Regions from separate parts of the Homo sapiens genome. Here regions 2, 3 and 4 are each linked to region 1. Evidence: chromatin contacts called from ENCODE Hi-C or POLR2A ChIA-PET data. All regions are on one chromosome and are shown on one strand. The core of a region is the stretch at or near the end of the contact, and the rest is flanking DNA. Distances in the headings are between cores, read along the strand shown. Region 1 overlaps MAP2K5 (mitogen-activated protein kinase kinase 5). Region 2 overlaps ITGA11 (integrin subunit alpha 11). Region 3 overlaps SMAD3 (SMAD family member 3). Region 4 overlaps SMAD3 (SMAD family member 3).

Region 1 (4,156 bases), core at 608-3,107:
CCAGGAACATCAGACAGATGAGAAAATCATGACCCAAAGAGGCTGAATGACCTCGTGCCCCATGTATGTCTCGCACTTCATAGTTTACAAACACTTTCATAACCTCCATCTTCTGTAAGTTAAAAAAAAAAAAACAACCTAACAGCTAAAAGCCCCCTGTGAAGTTGGTATCATTACCCCATTTTACAGATGAAGCAGCTCAGGCTCAGATGGGCTAAGTAAACAGCTGTTGCCTGCCCAGTTTCCTAGAGGTAGTGCCTGTACTTGAAGCTATATTTTCTGACATCCAATTCAATCTCTTTCCAGTTTCCCAGGTTGCTTCTTGGCTCACATTCACACGATAGACTGATTTGCAAGCTTTGAAAGACCATCCTTAGCCTCTCCAGGCTTTACGCACAACACATCCTGCCAGTTGTCAGATCACAAACCCTTCTACCTTTCCCCTCCTTCCATCAAGGTCATAGGATGAGCGAGGTCATGGCTCCATGCCAGGTCCCCTGCTGCCTCCACACCTCCAGCACCTGTGTTGGTGTGGACATCTGTGGGTTGTCTTCTCCTTGCTGTTTCCCCTCTCCCTTCAAGATGGACCCCGATTGTTTGGCTTCCTGTTTGTGTGACCTGACTACTTTGTTTGCATGTATGATGGATTTGTGTTTGCTGGATTAGTGTCTGATAGCCCTCTGTATTCCCTACAGCTGTGCCACTCAAGTAGTCGTCCTGTGAACTGCTTGCTGCTGGCCTGCAATGATACAAGTAGCCATGCTGCAATGTGAACCGCAAACAGCTTTCTTCGCTCACAACGTTTTGCTCCAAAAAGCTGAACTGAACTAAACAGAATGCTTTCAGACAGGCTTGATTTATATCCTGGCACAAATTCCTTATCTTCCTGTGTTTAAGAAACAGTTCGGGGCCGGGCACGGTGGCTCACACCTGTAATCCCAGCACTCTGAGAGGCCCAGGCAGGCGGATCACTTGAGGTCAGGAGTTTGAGACCAGCCTGGGCAACATGGGGAAACCCCGTCTCTACTGAAAATACAAAAATTAGCCATAGTGTTGTTCATGTGTAGTCTCAGCTACTCAAGGAAGGGCGGGTGCTGAGGTAGGAGGATCACCTGAGCCTGGGAGATTGAGGCTGCACTGAGCCAAGATCGTGTCACTGCACTCCAGCCTAGGTGACACAGTAAGACCCTGTCTCAGGGAAAAAACAACAAACAGTTCAGATACTACCACTGGTGCACAGCCCATACTCCGAGTTCAGCTAAACACGAATGTGCTCAGTAAAAAGTTTGTTGAGTTAAAGGTAATTTCTCCCAAACTTGAGGAACATCATCTCTTGGAAGTTGCCCATTTCTATACCCATGATGGCAGAAGTGGAAAGGCAGAAAGGTTTGTGACCAGACAGCTGTCAGGACACACTCTGCCCTCAGTTTTTGCCAAAACCAAAGAAACAATGATTACATAAATTCTCACAGCTTCCCCTCAGATAACCAACTAACAGACCAGGTGCAAACTGTTGGTAATTACTTCCTCTTTTGTGTTTTGTCTCTACTGAGGCTCAGGCTTCAACCAGGCCACCCTGCCACCTGGGGATGGGTGGAGAGTGTGTGCAGCCATCTGCTCTCTGCCTCGACCACGGCCCTGCAGATGCAGCCTGTGGCATCAAGGTGGAAGGGACCATAGGGAGGGAGTTGAGCAAAGCATCCTACAGGGGCATTGGCTTCACAAGCACACTCTGCTGAAATCCTACAAGTTTGTTTGTGTGGTCCTGTATTTGTATTTAGCTTTATTTTTCTAACTGCAAGAAATAGTTTGACTTAGCGGAAATTCTCTAAACCACAATAACAATCCTCTGCCTACTATGCAACAACGGGTGTAGCTTTGATGTTGTGCAGTAGGACAGTCCTGTGTTTTTCCTGGCTGTGTGACTCTAGGCAAGGAAATTAACCTCTCTGAGACCCAGTTTATGCATCAGTAAAATGGGAATAAGAATAATCCTTATAGTGTTCATGTGAAGGTCAAATGAGATAACTTAGATGAAAGAATGCTCTAACTTAAGTGTTTAAAATGTTTTATGTTTAGATCCATTTCTCTCTATATAATAAATCAATTTTTTAAAGATTATAAAACAGGATCCTTTCTGGATTCATCTTCAGCCCCAAGTTAGGTGCAATTGTTACTTCAATCTCTTCAAGTTTGTTTAGAGAAAATAAATTGTAGTATGAATACTGGCTAGTGTGGCTATTAGAGGCTCTGGTACTTTTACTTATGATATAAGCTGCCTTTCACATCTGTGTGCAGAAAAGTAATATACTCACATAAATACCCAAATGTCCGTGGGTCCCAGCTCACCTGTCACTCCATTCTCAAAGCCTCCCCAGATACCCCTAGCAGAAATTCATTTCACTTGTTAAATTCATATCATTTAAATTCAATGACCATATATTTGAGCATTCTACTCAGGCTGGAGACTGGGCTAGATGCTAAGGATACAAAGATAAGACATGATCTCTTCCTCGAGGGGTTGTGGTCTCTTTTATTGACTGTTACCACAAGTTACTGCCACAAAGCGTGACGAGTGCACTAACAGAAGTATTAGCCAGGGTGAAGGGTGACAGGCAAAAGGAAGTCCTCAACCCAACTGAAGCACGCTTAGCAAAGCTTCACAGAGGTTGTGCCAGTTGGGTTTCGGAGGTGGAGAAGTTCACCATCTGGCGGTGAGAAAACAGCACAAGCAAAGACATGACTGTGTGAGGATGCCTCACGCATCTGGGGACTGCCAGAAGTTTGGAGCACAGGACTCCACAGGAGTGGCCTGAGGTGAAGGGGTAGGTGAGGGTGGGAGGAGAAGGTGAGCGGGGGTCTCTGGCAATTCTCACATTCTATCCTGTGCTTGGCTGTGTCTACCCTCACCTTCCTCACTGGACTGTGAGCTGGCTGGGGGGTCAGGACTTGGGGCTGACATGCTGCCTCCTCGGTGTCAGGCAGGATGCTGGGCACAGAGCAGATGCTAAGACATAAAAATGGCGAGTGCAGACTGAAATGCACATCTGTGATTCCCACATCGGCTTCTCTCCATGTCTCACAACAGTAGAAAAGGCTTCTGCAATACAAATCTGCACCAGACGTGCAGTGGGTTATAATTCAGCCAGTCCCCTAAAAGCCATCCTTACACCTTCCTTCGGTGCTTAACCCACTTTCCAGATGATGCAGCACTGCTGCCTGCACAGGAGAGCTGAAAAGGGGGCCGTTTCTGAAGGCAGGAAGGAGACAGCGCCCAGCCGAAGCTCTGCTGACCTCCCTGACGGGAGGAAAGCTTGTTTTGGAGAAGGGACTTTCCAGTCCAGAGCTGGTGCCACAGGCCCTGCATAAACCAGCATTCCAGGGTTGCCGATCTGCCTTCCCCAGAGTTAGAGCGAGAGTATTCCAGAGGCAAAGCTGTGGCTTAAAAAAAAAGTCATGTTTAATTTAAAAATTAGAAACTGGAGCAGGCTGTGAGCACAGGGGTTGATTGAAACAAAATTTAAATTCCTGTCAAGCCCGTTTAAACACGGGGGCCCTTCATAGACAATTAGCTGCTCCCTGTGAATGCTGAATAAACTCAGGCCTGGTCACTGTGAGAAGAGAGGCGCCTACTGTGAGGCGCTGAAAAAAAAATTAACTAAAATCAGGCTGTATGAAATATTTAGCCTTCCAGTATATCACAGGGGTTTGAAAGTGTAAACAAGACAAAAATCGATTCCTCGGTGCCCTCAAATCAATCCCCCAAAATGGTTAGGGCATCTGTTTCTGCTAAATTTTGTTTACATCGGCAGATTTGCCTTAATTGCAGTTGTTTATCTCTCATTGTCCCTGGGGCCCTAATCTCCCGATTACTAATACTTAACACTCATTTCACATCTAAAGCTACTTCTAATCCTCAACAGGTTTTGGGGGCTCTTAAAATTATTGAAACCGCAGAGGCGGGAGACACTGCCTCTTTGTGAAAGGAACATTTTCTTATCTACTACCAGCTGGGCCCAATCATCACCAGGGATGGCTACAACAAAGGTGCTAAAAGGCTCTTCCACAATGACTGCTGCTCCACTGGGGATTCAGAGGATTAAAAAAGAGCTTTGATGGAAAAATCTGAACAAGAGGCTAAAGCAGTCCAGCCAAA
Region 2 (4,554 bases), core at 1,112-3,611, 510 kb before region 1:
CCTCTACATGTCAGAAGGGACTCATCCACCATTTGCTGCCCACAACATGCCCTCCTAGTGGCTGCCTGGCCTCCGTGTGACGTCTCCAGTGGTGGAGCGCTCCCTCTCCCAAGATCACCCTTCCATCTATGGCCAGTGTGGACGGTTAGGACCTAAATGTTTCACTGTAGCTTCTGCCCTTGGTTCCAGCTCTTCCCTCTCACGCCTCCCAGACTTCTCCAGGCCGGTTTCATTGTTAACCGTCTTACACTCTGACATCAGCCAAGGCGTCTCCATTCTGTTCTTGTGCCATTCATGTCTTGGATTCCCAGTAAGTAGAACCTTGGAAATAATTTGATCTTGTTTTTGCATAAATGAGGACACTCAGAACCAGGAAGAGCCCTAGGCTCCCACAGCAAAACCAAAACTAAACCCAGGACTGCTATTTCCCAAGCCAGATTCTGTTATTCGAGCCCAGCCTTAGAAGGGCTTGATGTGGAGCAAAAGGTGAAAATGGTGAAACTAAAATTTGAGTATCAAAACCCATTGCCTTCTAATAGAATCAGAAGGAAATGTTGCTAAATCATATTCCATTTCCGTCATCACTCTTATGAATGGGGTAACCTGGCTAAATGAGAATTAATGAACCCACACTCATAAGTTTTCATTGACTTAGCACCAAGTCGTCCATCAAATATCATCAGATCTGAGAATGCTCTTATGGATATCTGATTTTTAGAGGCTGGCATTCATATTTTTAAAAACTGCCACCTGTGACCACACTGCAGGCCAAACAGAATGTACCTGCTGGTCAGATGCAGCCCAGAGGTCACTGAATTGCAACCTCTGGACTCTCGGTCAGAGGCAAGCAGCCCTTATTCCAGAACTCCACAGTCCTTCACACCCTTCCCCAGACCTACACCAAGACCAACTAAGTGGTCAAAAGGTGGACAAACTGAGAGTTGTATCAAGGCCCTTAGCCTCTCAATTTGTTATCAAGTTTCCCTTTCTGAATCTATTTACCCTGAAGTATAAATACCCAAGATGAGCCTTAAGAGTGCCTGGTAGAGCAAACAAAGATGCATCTTATAGGGAGCAAAGTCTATGCTAACGCAGTGTTTCTCAATCCTGGCTGCACCTTTGAACCACGGGAGCTTTAAAAGTGACCACTGCAAGGGCCCTACCCACTATGGATCCCAATTTCATTGGTTGGGAGAGGGGCCAAGTTTGTTTCCAACTTCCCCAGATGACTCTAATGGCTGAGAGTTGCAATCAACAGGTAAGTGAATATCCAGGCTGTAAGATGAAGAAAGAGGGGGTTGTGCCCAAGCCCACTGTGCCTCATAAAGCAGATGATCTCTGCAGCGCTGCGCTTCTCAAAGAGTGGTCCCAGGACTGCCTCAGTCAGACCACAGACTCCTAAGTTCCTCCTCAGACTTCATGGATCCAAGCTCTGTGAGGTAATTCTAAGCACATTAAACTTGTAGAACAGCCATCTGGATTTAATATTACATAATAGCTATAATATTCTGCTATTCTCTAATCTTCAATGTCAGTTTCTTAAACTGTCAGGCCTGTCTTTAGATGCCCTTCAACTGTGCTGGGGACTATCTTGATGGCAGCCAGCAAAGAAAATCAGCAAAAACCCCAGTGGAGTTTCTGGGTTTTACTTTTGTTAAGGAAGGTGATGGTTTCTTGACATGACAGGTATCTAGGTGGAAAGGGCAAAGTGCTAATGCAAACACAATGGAGACACTATGGAATAGCTCTGCCTAGGGACATGTGGAAGAGCTTCTAGGAGACAGTGTGGACCTTTCCATCCCTAGAGGTCTTCACAAGATAAATTCCTACCTCCGTCAGTATTCAAAAGGTTTTAGCATCAATACTGTCTGAGAATAAGACATTAGACTTGAGTCAGTCCCCTGGCTTCAATCCCAGGATGCCAAGCAGCCTCTAATGGAGACCGCTGGCTTAATCGTGCTCCTTTCCTGGCATAACAACTCACTGCACCCATGCCTCACCACCACGAAGCAGTCTCCTCACCACCCAAATGTGCCTTGGGTGACTTAAATACAGCCATTAGTATGAATGGTCCCCTGTTTTTATTCAACACCACACCAGTCTTTGCTTTTACCTTCGGCTAATGTGGTTCCAGCCTTTTATCCTGCACTCCTTCTTATAATTTAAAAAAAAAAAAAACTCCCCTACTATCTTTATGTTAATATTAACATCAACTAGGTTCTTCTCAAAGGACAGCCAGGCCTAACTGGCCACGTTAAAATCTGCACAGTGCTTTTGTGTCACTGTCTATTCTATTAGTTTCAACATCATGCTAAAATAGGACAGCATGTTCCAAAACTGAAACTGAAACAGGAACGGAGCCTTGCTGATTTAGCATGAGGAGGGAATTGTAAGCCTTGCACCTGGACACTAAAACTTTTCAATAAGATGTATGCTAAGCCGTACCTAGCAAACTTACCAGGTCCAAAGTAGAGTACAAGCAGAAAGTTATTTTTAAAGGATGGGCACTATCCTTGAGGGACTTACCCTTTCTAATCAGCTTTGCATGGTTTGTTTTGAGACAGTGTCTCACTCTGTTGCCCAGGCTAGAGTGCAGCGGCACCATCACAGCTCACGGCAGCCTCTGCCTCCCGGGCTCAAGCAATCCCACCTCAGTTTCCCAAGTAGCTGGGACTACAGGCACACACCACACTCAGCTAATTTTAGTATTTTTTGTAGAGACAGGGTCTCGCCATGTTGCCCAGGCTGGTCTCAAACTCCTGGATTATCTCCCTGGCCCTGCATTAAAAAAGATGTGCAACAACTTAGTGATGTGTCTGAAATGTTTTCAGAAGGTGGCCCAAGTCAGAGTCAAAAAATTTTTTTATTTGGAAAATTAGAGGAAATACAGAAAATCAAATTTCAAATAGATGCATCTAAATGGAGAACAAGCTTATCAAGGACAGAGTCCATCTTTCTTATTTTTATTTTTGAGACAGGGTCTTGCTCTGTCACCCAGGCTAGAGTGCAGCGGCACAATCACAGCTCCCTGCAGCCTCGACCTCCTGGACTTCAGTGATCCTCCCACCTCAGCCTCTTGAGTAGCTGGGACTACAGACATGCACCACCATGCCCAGCTAATTTTTTTTTTAATTTTGTGCAGAGAGGGGGTCTCACTTTGTTGCCCACACTGGTCTCTCTTATTTTTGTATGCATATCTGTGGTGCAGTGCCTGAAATACAGTAGGTGTTCAATAAGCGCCAACATGCAAGAGTATCTTGCCATTGATTAAGGCAAAAGCAAAACCCCAGTCCGCCCCTCTGATGGACTGAGCACACCAAATTTCTAAAGCACAGGCAAATTAGAAAATATAATTTTGTCTAAACTTGCCAACAAGCTAAGGTTTTGTGAACCACCTAAAATTTGCCTCTCTCATACTGAAATTTTCTAGGTCAAGTATCTGAAGGAATACACTACTGCCAGTATTTTCTTTGGTGATCTGTCATATACAGCAGACATTACTTGAAACAAAGAAAAAAATGTTTTAAAACCTGTCTGGATGATTTCCGCAGTCTCACTAGGTTATTGCAGCCAGGGAGTGACCTAGCAGAGATCTGAAGGTGAGCTTCCCTAGTACTGGCATCTCACAGTGAAAGAGCACTGTTCAGTGGGTCAAGAGACCCAGAGCCTACTCTCAGTTACGACACACATAGTCCTTGTGTGGCCTTTCTGGGCTTGTGTCCTGAACTATAAAATGAGAGGGTGGCACTAAATGTTTTTTTCAGATCTCTATAGAGGCTGGAATGGCCACAGAGAATCTAAATTTGAAAACAAACATGTCCTGAGGGTGTGCTCCAATACCACCCTTTAATACTCTCCTGAGATGTGAAGGCTGGAAATGAGAATGCCATATTATTGTTACTTGCAAACGATTAGTGTATCTGGGACATCCAAAAGAAGTAACTGAAAATTTATTTCTTTAAAAACAAAAAAAACCATTACAGTGCTTTTGTAAAAACATTAATATTTAGAAGTACGTAGTGGTAATAAAAGGAAAATAGTTGTAAGACCTTCATTAAAAAGAAAAACCTAAAAAAAAAAACAAAACAAAACTCTGGATACAGGTGTATGATTTACCTAACCAGACATAGCTTTCTTTTGGATAAAAAAAAAAAAAAAAAAAAAGCTCAGAAGTGCAGAACTGTACAGATGTCCCTAAATCTATTAATTCAATGCTAAACGAAATAATCTCTTAACATGATAAAATTACACCAAACTTCATCTGGAAAAATAAACACGTAATAATGAAAAAAGTTAGCCACTCCCACCTCCCCACTTAAAAAAGACAAATGAAGAAATACTAGTCCAAGGCCAGGTGTGGTGGCTCACATCTGTAATCCCAACACTTTGAGAGGCTGAGGTGGGAGGACTGCTTGAACCCAGGAGTTCAAGACCAGCCTAGGCATCATGGCAAAACCCCATCTCTACAAAAAATACCAAAATAAAAAGAATTAGCTGGGCATGGTGGCACATACCTGTAGTCCCAGCTACTTGGGAGGCTGAGGTGAGAGGATC
Region 3 (4,596 bases), core at 1,230-3,729, 700 kb after region 1:
TAAACACATGCACAAACACACACGTCTATATAATGCCTCTGCCACCTCCCCCACCACCTTAAGAAATGCATACTTTGCTCTATACAGGGCTTTCTTATCTGCTCCTGATTACACTCAGCTAGTGACCATGAAATCTGGAATAATCACCCGCCGGGAAAGGAAAGCCTTGGCCACAACCAGGGCCTAACAAAGCCAGCTCTGCATTTACTGATGATCACACAACTTGCTCACATGACAATCTTGAGTTTTCTGATGCACAGATAATCACTCCCATCCATACCTGAAATGCAGCCACAGCTGAGAGGGTGCCAGGTGCCTACTGAAACCAAGAACAATCCTATTACACGGTATCTTAGGGTCCAAAGAGAAAAGAGTTTCCAACTGAAACTATGCAGGAAACTCAGGTGGGCAGATGGTAATCATCAAAGCAGGGATCTGGCAAAGAACACCCCCCCACTTGCAGACAAAGAAAAAACCTAGAGGAAAGTGTATTCCTGAAAGCAGAGAATTTTCATGGGAGCAAGAACATGAAGTCATTCTTGCTGCCAGTGAGGTGCCAACTAAGGCTGCTTCCCAGAGACACTGACATCACGTTAGAAAGGAGAAGAGGCTGGTGCTGTGGCTCATGCCTGTAACCCCAGCACTCTGGGAGGCTGAGGTGGGCAGATCACCTGAAGTCAGGAGTTCAAGACCAATCTGGCCAACATAGTGAAACCCCATCTCTACTAAAAATTAGCCAGGTGTGGTGGCAGGCGCCTGTAATACCAGCTACTTGGGAGTCTGAGGCACGAGAATCGCTTGAACCTGGGAGGTGGAGGTTGTAGTGAGCTGAGATCGCACCACTGCACTCCAGCCTGGGCAACAAGAGCGAAACTCCGTCTCAGAAAAAAAAAAAAAAAAGGAGAAGATATGCAATGTGATAGTGGGACCCGAGTGACTTGCTTTTGCTTGCTCAGGTCCACGTTCCTTGATCCATGTGTCCCATTCCACTCTCCATGCTCTGTCTTCTGATCCTCACTGTGTGGCCAGGACATAGAAGGTCTTCACTGCTATCACGTGACACTATAGTTCCTGAGGGCAGGAACTATATTTTCCATTTCTAAGAGTGCCTTGACAGATTCCTCATTGAGCTGAGAAAATAGCAACCTACATCTGGCATGTGTCTACAACTGCATCTCAAACCTTGTTATTTGTAAAGCTTCTCATACCATCCCCCTTCATCTGTGAAAGCCCTCAAGGGCTTTCAGCACTGATATAGTCTCCCCTCCTAGGGCGCATTTCACACCAATTAAGGATCCACAAGCCCATCCCTTTACCTGAATGAGATATTCCAACTTAGCTGCCCCTTCCCAGTTTGACCTTTTCTGTTAATATTTTAATGCAGAGAGATGTGTCCCATCAGATTTCTTAGGCTGTAGATACTGATTCCCTTCAAGGGCTGTTTAGATGCTACTGCTGATGAAGTGGCAGGACAGGATGCTCTCAGCCAAAGACAGGGACACTCTCTCACCAAAGCAGCAGGGAGTAACACACACCCCTACAGCCTTCACAGCCCCTAGAATCCACCGGGGCAATGCCAAAGAACTGACACTAAGGTATGCTGGAGTTGGCTAAGGCCTCTAACTTAGTTTCATGAAAAAAGTGTGGGCATTTGTAAGGGCCTGTTTAATCCATTCCAGCTCCACCCCCCTGCACCACCCCCCACTTTGTACTGTGAGTTTCTGAGCAGAAATAACCAACTACAGATGGTTTCACTACTTCAAAGATGTTGAGAAACCACTGACCCAGAGATAGGAGGGAACTGGAACTCCAAACCTCAGGGCAACTACTCACCACCAGCACTTGTGGTGACCAAATCAACACACTTCCAGAACCTAGAGCTGTTCTCTGTGTATGTGTGTGTGTGTGTGTGTGTGTGTGTGTGTGCACGCTTTTTTTTTGACCAACCACTATCACTTTCCACCCAGAACAGATGCCTGTAACACTGAACACAGCTTTACATAAGCATCTATGGCTGTGATTCTCAATCCCGGCCACATACCGGAATCACCTAGGAAAGTTAAAAAACATGGATTTCCCCAGGCCGGCCTGTAGAAATTTGAAATTCACTGGTCTCCAGGGGTGGTCTGAGCATCAAAATTTTTAAAAGCAGCCATGGTTGAGAACCTTCCATGGTAACACCAACAACCAATTGCAAATCATGAGGAATCAAGAATCCTAGCCCTCACAGCCCACCCTGAACCCCAAACCTCTTTCCATCCTGTCCTCAACTGCAGGCCCCCATTTCTAGTCCAGAGTTGACTATACAGTGATTCTGAAACTATTCAAATGAGTAATAGAGTCATTTCTTTGAATGCAAGTGCAGGAATCAGAGTTTTTAAGGTGGAAGAAACTTTAAAATCCTGCTAAGCCAACACCTTCAGTTTATAGAAGAGGAAGCCAGGGGCCAGGGCAGAAAAGTGACTCACCCAAGGTCCTGAAGCTGGTTCACAATGAGGCAGACCTAGAACCCAGGCCTGCTGCCTCTAATTCTCTCTCCTCCACACCAGAGGAGCCCCTATGGTGACAGCCGCTGGACAAAAACGGTGACAAAGGATGGGTCAGTTGTTTACTGAGCCGTATGCTTTCAGAGGCCATCCTCTAAATGCTTCACCTCTGAAATGCTCAGTCTCCTCACTGGCCTTAAAACAACTGAGGGCAAATATAGCCAAGATAGTGCTTCTCTTTAAAGATTCCCGAGCATCCTAGTCGATCATAATCCTCAAAGAATATACTTTCCGGCTGTCTGAGGTTCATGAAAAAAGCCATTAGCACAGAGTCTAACCCAGGTTTGAAAGGGCACTCTGTTGAGCAGCAGGTCTGAGGGACTGAAGCCAGCAGTAGATTCTAGTTTCTTACGGATAAGAGAGAGCTGATTGTTGGTTTCCACATCTCTAACCAACCTGTGAACACGTTTCCCTTCCTTCCTGTATTTTTATGGCACTACGGTTGGAATGCAGCCGGTGCCTAGAAGCACAGAAAACCTGTGCTTCAGGCTAAATTTGAATTCCTCTTTGCCTGCAGACTGATTTCCCCTACCCTGGGAGTCGGTTCTCAGGGGAGGTCTCATTTCACCCTGGGACGCTCCATGAGGGCAGAGCTATGTGTGACCATCCTCATCAGCAACGCATTGCAGCTCCTGGACCACTGTGTCTGATGGCACCACCACCAACAAAAGAAGCTCAGTAAATATGTGATGAATTAAACAACAATGATAATACAATTAAATAGGTCATTAAGGAATGGTTCCCCTCTGAAGGCAGAGCATCAGATGAAAACTTAGATTTGTCCCCCAGGAAAATATATGCATTGAGAAAACAGCCAAAGGCAAGAAGCCAAGGAGAGTTCAGAGGGCTATCATGAAAATCTGAGACTGGCCAGGCACGGTGGCTCATGCCTGTAATCCCAGCACTTTGGGAGGCCGAGGCAGGCAGATCACGAGGTCAGGAGATGGAGACCATCCTGGCTAACACAAAGAAACCCCGTCTCTACTAAAAATACAAAAAAAAAAAATTAGCCAGGTGTGGTGGCAGACGCCTGTAGTGCCAGCTACTCGGGAGGCTGAGGCAGGAGAATAGCATGAACCCCGGAGGCAGAGCTTGCAGTGAGCCGAGATCGCATCACTGCACTCCAGCCTGGGCGACAGAGCGAGACTCCATCTCAAAAAAAAAAAAAAAAAAAAAAAGAAAAAAAAAGAAAATCTGAGAACGGATACACAGATTCTTTCAGATTCTCCCTTCAAGCTTGTCATTTTGTAGAAGAGAAGACCAACACCCAGGAAGTCAAGTTGACTTCCCCAAAGTCATAAAGCCCATCTCCACCAGCAAGAGAGGCCAAGGACCCTCAACCTCACCCAGAAAACAGGATGCTAAGATCACAGTTTCTTTGGGTCTCATTTTATTTGTTCACTTGCTAATTCAACACTTTTTAGAACCTGGGGGCTCCAGTAATCATGAACATCAGAGTAGGTTGTGTGAGGAGAAAGAAGAAGAAATGGCAAACATTCAATTTCAGATATTGTAGGGATGTTCAGGTATTGTCCAGAGAGCAGCTGGAGCTGAGGGGTCCCTAGCTCTGGAGAACTGCAGATCTGGAAGATATCCCCACATTGAAAGCACACGAAACCCAGGGAGAGCAGAAGTAGTTTGAACTGCAATTCTGACTCAGCCCAGCTGGGCAGAATGATGTCCAGCATATGGTTTGATTTTCTCATCGTTGAAGTTAAAGCAGATAGCAAAAAATAAAAATAAAAAAACACAGTGGCCAAAAGATGACATTTAAAAAGATCCCTGGATCAAAGCCTTTTTGTGAGTACTGTTATTTCATCCTCCTCCTAACGGTAACCACTTCCCACATGAACCCCAGTAAGGCAACCGTGCAGCCCACAAGAGAGATAGAAATATGACCACACTTCCCTCTTATAAACAGGCGATGGTAAACATCTGAGACCACTGGTCCACAGCCGTGGTTAAACAAAGGGTTGGGGGCACCCTGGCATGGCCGTCAGGGCCTCCGTCTCCCCAACAGGCTGACGCTCTATGAGTGGTGAACTTGGAC
Region 4 (4,192 bases), core at 429-2,928, 680 kb after region 1:
TCACCACCAACTACCCTTGAACGTCAACACCTCTGGAAAAGGTGAAATAATTCTGCCACCTTCAATACGGCAAATAGCCTCTCTAATCAATCCAAGTAAGTGTTTATGGCAATCCAGCAACGAGTTTGGCACAAAGAAAGAGGTCCAGGGTGGTCACTCACGGTAATGTCAAAGCCGAAACGGTGGATCCAGAAGCACTGACAGTTGGAGGAAACCCTCCTCATTGTTGCAGCTCTGTTCCAGCTCCTTGTTGTGCTATGTGCTTAGGAAAACCGCACAGGGGTGGGGAGTCCACACACAGGCCCACACCCCACACACATTCAGCTCCACAACCAGCAGTCACAGCTGGAAAGGGTAGCTGGGCTGAGGAAACTGCAGCCCAGGGAGGGTGAGTGGGACTCAGGGATCCTGGACTCCAGGTCAGTAGCACACACCAGCACAGCGCCTACCCCAGAAGCCCTGGGCCAGACCCACCCAGCCTTAATGTCAGGGCACAGTTAGCCTGGACACAAAACCATGAATAACTCATGTTTGCATCGTGTTCTGCTGTTTTCCAAACTCTTTCTCATCCCTCACTCTCTCCTGATCATCATGCAGTCTTCAATACAGTCAAGGTGGGTCCTGCTATCCCCTTGTCGAGTGATGTGAAGTGAGTCCCAAGGAGGCCATGTGCCTTGTGTGAAACCACACGGAACAGGTTCAAGTGTGTAGCTTTTGCACGACCTTGACTACACTACCTTGACTATAACTCTTCCACTGGGGTGATGGGAGGCAGGGGCAAGGAGTTAAGAAAAACAACAAAAAGAACAGTACAGCTCCATACAAAGGAAGTTGACAATCAAATTTGGGCAGATGAATGACACACAGACAAGCTGCCTTCACAGAAAAGAGCCAAATTAATGCATTCAAAAATGTGTACTGAGCACGTACTACATACCAGAGCTGGGAAGTGAGGCAACAGACCATTCATAGACAGTTAAGACTAAGGAGATGGGACCTGTTTTGGGTTTGAAAGAAGAAAGGTACAGAGGAGTCTAGGAGAGCATCCCAGGAAACGTAATGGGGAGCTAAAACATGGCAGCAGTTGTGGACAAAGCACATTGAAGAGGAGCTATGATGAGCCTCACCTGGGAGGAGCAGAGGGGCTGCACAGAGGTAAATCCAGAAAGCGGTCACTTCCAAAGAACTTTAAATACCAAGCTAAGGGACCACGTATCATGCCTACAGAAACATGGTATATCCAGATCTTCCCAGTCCATTCAACGTCACTCCCTGCAACTGACCAGCCAGGACCACCAAGAGGTTCAGAATTCTACCTGTTTAACAGAATTCCCCATCATACATTGGATGGTCTTGCTCCCATCTCACCCAGGACAAGTCTATACACACAGGTCATCCCAGTATGGCCCTGAATTAGCACCTTGGACATACAATTCCCACAGATGAGGACAGATATGAACACTCACAAATCCACTCCACTGCTCAAAAGAATGTGGTGGAAGGCACACTTTCTAAAGGGCTGCATTTCACACATTTTAAGTGGTTTTCACACATTTCTGAGCAAGTGCATGACTGCTGTATGTGTATGAACATAACAAGTTTCAAAAGGGAAAAAACAGTGGTTAAATCTGACTCATCCTACTCTCCTGGCTTTTTTCTTTCTCTCAACACAAACTCATGCACGCGAGCATGCACACACACACCGCACACACACACACACACACACTTTCACAGCATTTCCCCCAAGACTGATCTGAATAACATGGTGGGCCTCGAGGCAGGAAGGATTCACTGGGTCAATTATCCTCATTCTGAACAAGCTCGCCTTCCAGGTGACCCATGAAAACACAATTTAACCATGAACTTCCGGAAGGCAGGACCTGGTTCTACTCACACAGCCTTAAACAGATCAGGTGCCTCATAATCCGATTTGATGGAAGAAATAAATATCAGCGCATTCCAAGCCCTGCTTCCCACAGCTAAGGCTCTCCTAAAGACAAAGGCAAATTCAGCTGTGTCAAGTACAACTCCCAACACAAACTAGTTTGCATTCATTCTTGTTTCTTTCAGTGGCACCCATCCTTGGGTTTCATTTCAGTAAGAGTCTCAACAGCTAACAAAGCACTTTAACGTCCATCATCTCATGCAGATGCTTACACCAACTCCATAAGATAGGAGAGGCCAGAAATATCATTCACATTCAAAGATGAGGACTCTGAATGTGAACAACCTTTAGGTCACTTTCCTAAGGTCATGTAGCTAATCAATCTCGATCTTGTCATTCCTTGCCTACGGATCTCACCTCAGTTACTGAGAGTATAACTGAACTTCCAAGATCCTCAAACCTTATTCAGCTTCTCCTAGGGATTACACAGATATTTAATTCAATTACAGCTCAGCCTGTTCCAGTGGCATCATCATCACTGTCATCATCATTGCTATACTGGCACCGACCAGGACAGGATACAAGAGCTCGACCTCAGAGAGCAGGCAGGCCTACCCAGTACATGCCAGAGGGTGGGAGAGTCAGGGGGCTTGCTAAATTTGAAACCTTTTTCTGACATCCAAGTATTTAAACAGCTCATTGACTCCCATACGTAAATATTACTATAAGCTACAGTTTCATTTACCCTGTGCTGGGGCCAACAGGGTTTGAAAGTAGAGTAAGCATAAATTAGGTACTGGAAAGTTTCTTATTTCCTGTAGTGTCAGGTGTTCATAGTCAAAAAGAGAAGAAAAGAAGAAGCAGTGTCACATGGCAAGTCTCCCAACAAACACCAAACGTATGTATTTGCACACAATTAGTCCCTTTCGCTAACTGCCCAAAGCGAGTAGCACAACAGGAATTGTTCTAGACACATCCACAAGGACACAACCCAGGACTTGGGATATTTCTATTTCTACTACAAAGCCCCAGAGCCTCCTGAGCCTCACCTCAGGGTGAGACAGACAGTTTCCTGAGCACCCATGGAAAGCACAAAATGCCAGGTGGAATAGAGCTGATCCTCAGTGACCCAGAACATACCCAAAGACATAAAGGAGCCAAAACCCCCTTTTCCACTGTGACTTCCCCAATAGAAAGTGAGGAGGCTAGAAGCCAAAGCTCAACTCTGGTACGCTGCTCTGTGCCCTTGAGCAAGTCACTAGCACTCTCTGGGTCTCTGGTTCCTCATAAAGGTAGAGCCTGGATTGGAAAGTCCCATTCTTTCTTCTGCCTCAGTGTACACGTAAATGTCCCATTCCTTTCTTTCCTACCCAATACAAACCTATCAGAAACTAAGTCAGTGACATGGACACCATTAGAGGAATACATTTGATTTTAATATATATTAAAATCAATTTATATGTTTATCACAATATATTGATATATTTATCACAATATATCACAGTATATCACAATATATTAATATTGTAATTAATACATTTATTAATACATTAATATATTAATACATGCAGCAAAAATCTACCATGTTAGCCATTTTAATGTGTATAATTTGGTGGCATTGAGTTCATTCACAATATTGTACAACCACCGCAACTATTTTGTTCCAGAACATCCCTCAAGGAAACCCTGTATCCATGAAGCAGTCACTCCCCATTCCCCTCTCCTCCATCCCTGGCAACTACTAATCTGCTTTCTGTCTCTGTGAATTTGCCTATGGGGATACTGCATGGGAATGGAATCATGTGATATGTGGCTTTTGATGTCTGAATTCTTCAACTCAGCACAATGTTTTCAAGATTCACCCATGTTGTGGCACATACTTCATTCCTTTTTTTTTTTTTTTTTTTTAGATGGAGTTTCGCTCTTGTTGCCCAGGCTGGAGTGCAAGGGTGCGATCTCGGCTCACTGCAACCTCTGCCTCCTGGGTTCAAGCAATTCTCCTGCCTCAGCCTCCCAAGTAGCTGGGATTACAGGCATGTGGCACCATGCCCGGCTAATTTTGTATTTTTAGTAGAGATGGGGTTTCACCATGTTGGTCAGGATGGTCTTGAACTCCTGACCTCAAATGACCCACCCACCTTGGTCTCCCAAAGTGCTGGGATTACAGGCGCAAGCCACTGCGCCCGGCCACGTACTTCATTTCTTGGCTCAAAAAATATTCCATTGTAGAGTGGAATATGCTTTTGAATTAATTGCTAAGTAAATCATTCACAGACTGTAGTACTATTATTAGCAACAATTAAATAA

Evidence for each region. A loop is a pair of places that touch in the nucleus more often than their neighbours do. ChIA-PET counts read pairs that join two places held with the same protein, here RNA polymerase II (POLR2A). Pooled maps may share reads with other maps.
Region 2: a loop to region 1 is called in a map with no recorded cell type, with 4 times the contacts of the local background. The contact joins two enhancer-like sites. A Hi-C loop is called at or near these places in 1 of 37 single-sample maps with no recorded cell type and 2 of 50 pooled maps. POLR2A ChIA-PET finds 5 or more read pairs at or near these places in 1 of 52 experiments (GM12878).
Region 3: a loop to region 1 is called in a map of OCI-LY7, with 4 times the contacts of the local background. The contact joins two enhancer-like sites. A Hi-C loop is called at or near these places in 2 of 168 maps with a recorded cell type or tissue (B cell and OCI-LY7), 10 of 37 single-sample maps with no recorded cell type and 6 of 50 pooled maps. POLR2A ChIA-PET finds 5 or more read pairs at or near these places in 1 of 52 experiments (K562).
Region 4: a loop to region 1 is called in a map with no recorded cell type, with 9 times the contacts of the local background. The contact joins two enhancer-like sites. A Hi-C loop is called at or near these places in 3 of 37 single-sample maps with no recorded cell type and 2 of 50 pooled maps. POLR2A ChIA-PET finds 5 or more read pairs at or near these places in 1 of 52 experiments (OCI-LY7).

The regions. Positions count from the first base shown.
Region 1 is chr15:67,781,997-67,786,152 of GRCh38, reverse strand. All of the region lies in intron 21 of MAP2K5 (mitogen-activated protein kinase kinase 5), which reads right to left. Among named protein-coding and RNA genes, the nearest start is that of SKOR1, 41 kb to the left of the region's middle. RefSeq lists an enhancer at 3,401-4,156. Within about 2 kb of position 1,857, at least 5 of the 41 ENCODE cell types and tissues checked have a DNase peak (open chromatin) inside an H3K27ac peak, as active enhancers do; they include GM12878 and OCI-LY7, where a contact is called at or near this core.
Region 2 is chr15:68,297,043-68,301,596 of GRCh38, reverse strand. It overlaps ITGA11 (integrin subunit alpha 11), which reads left to right. Exons shown (of 30, transcript NM_001004439.2): 30 at 1-4,554. Among named protein-coding and RNA genes, the nearest start is that of FEM1B, 22 kb to the right of the region's middle. Within about 2 kb of position 2,361, at least 14 of the 41 ENCODE cell types and tissues checked have a DNase peak (open chromatin) inside an H3K27ac peak, as active enhancers do; they include GM12878, where a contact is called at or near this core.
Region 3 is chr15:67,083,199-67,087,794 of GRCh38, reverse strand. The region is part of intron 1 of SMAD3 (SMAD family member 3); the gene reads right to left. Among named protein-coding and RNA genes, the nearest start is that of SMAD3, 20 kb to the right of the region's middle. RefSeq lists enhancers at 4,026-4,105, 4,576-4,596. Within about 2 kb of position 2,479, at least 10 of the 41 ENCODE cell types and tissues checked have a DNase peak (open chromatin) inside an H3K27ac peak, as active enhancers do; they include OCI-LY7, where a contact is called at or near this core.
Region 4 is chr15:67,099,782-67,103,973 of GRCh38, reverse strand. The region is part of intron 1 of SMAD3 (SMAD family member 3); the gene reads right to left. Among named protein-coding and RNA genes, the nearest start is that of SMAD3, 36 kb to the right of the region's middle. RefSeq lists an enhancer at 2,859-3,008. Within about 2 kb of position 1,678, at least 8 of the 41 ENCODE cell types and tissues checked have a DNase peak (open chromatin) inside an H3K27ac peak, as active enhancers do.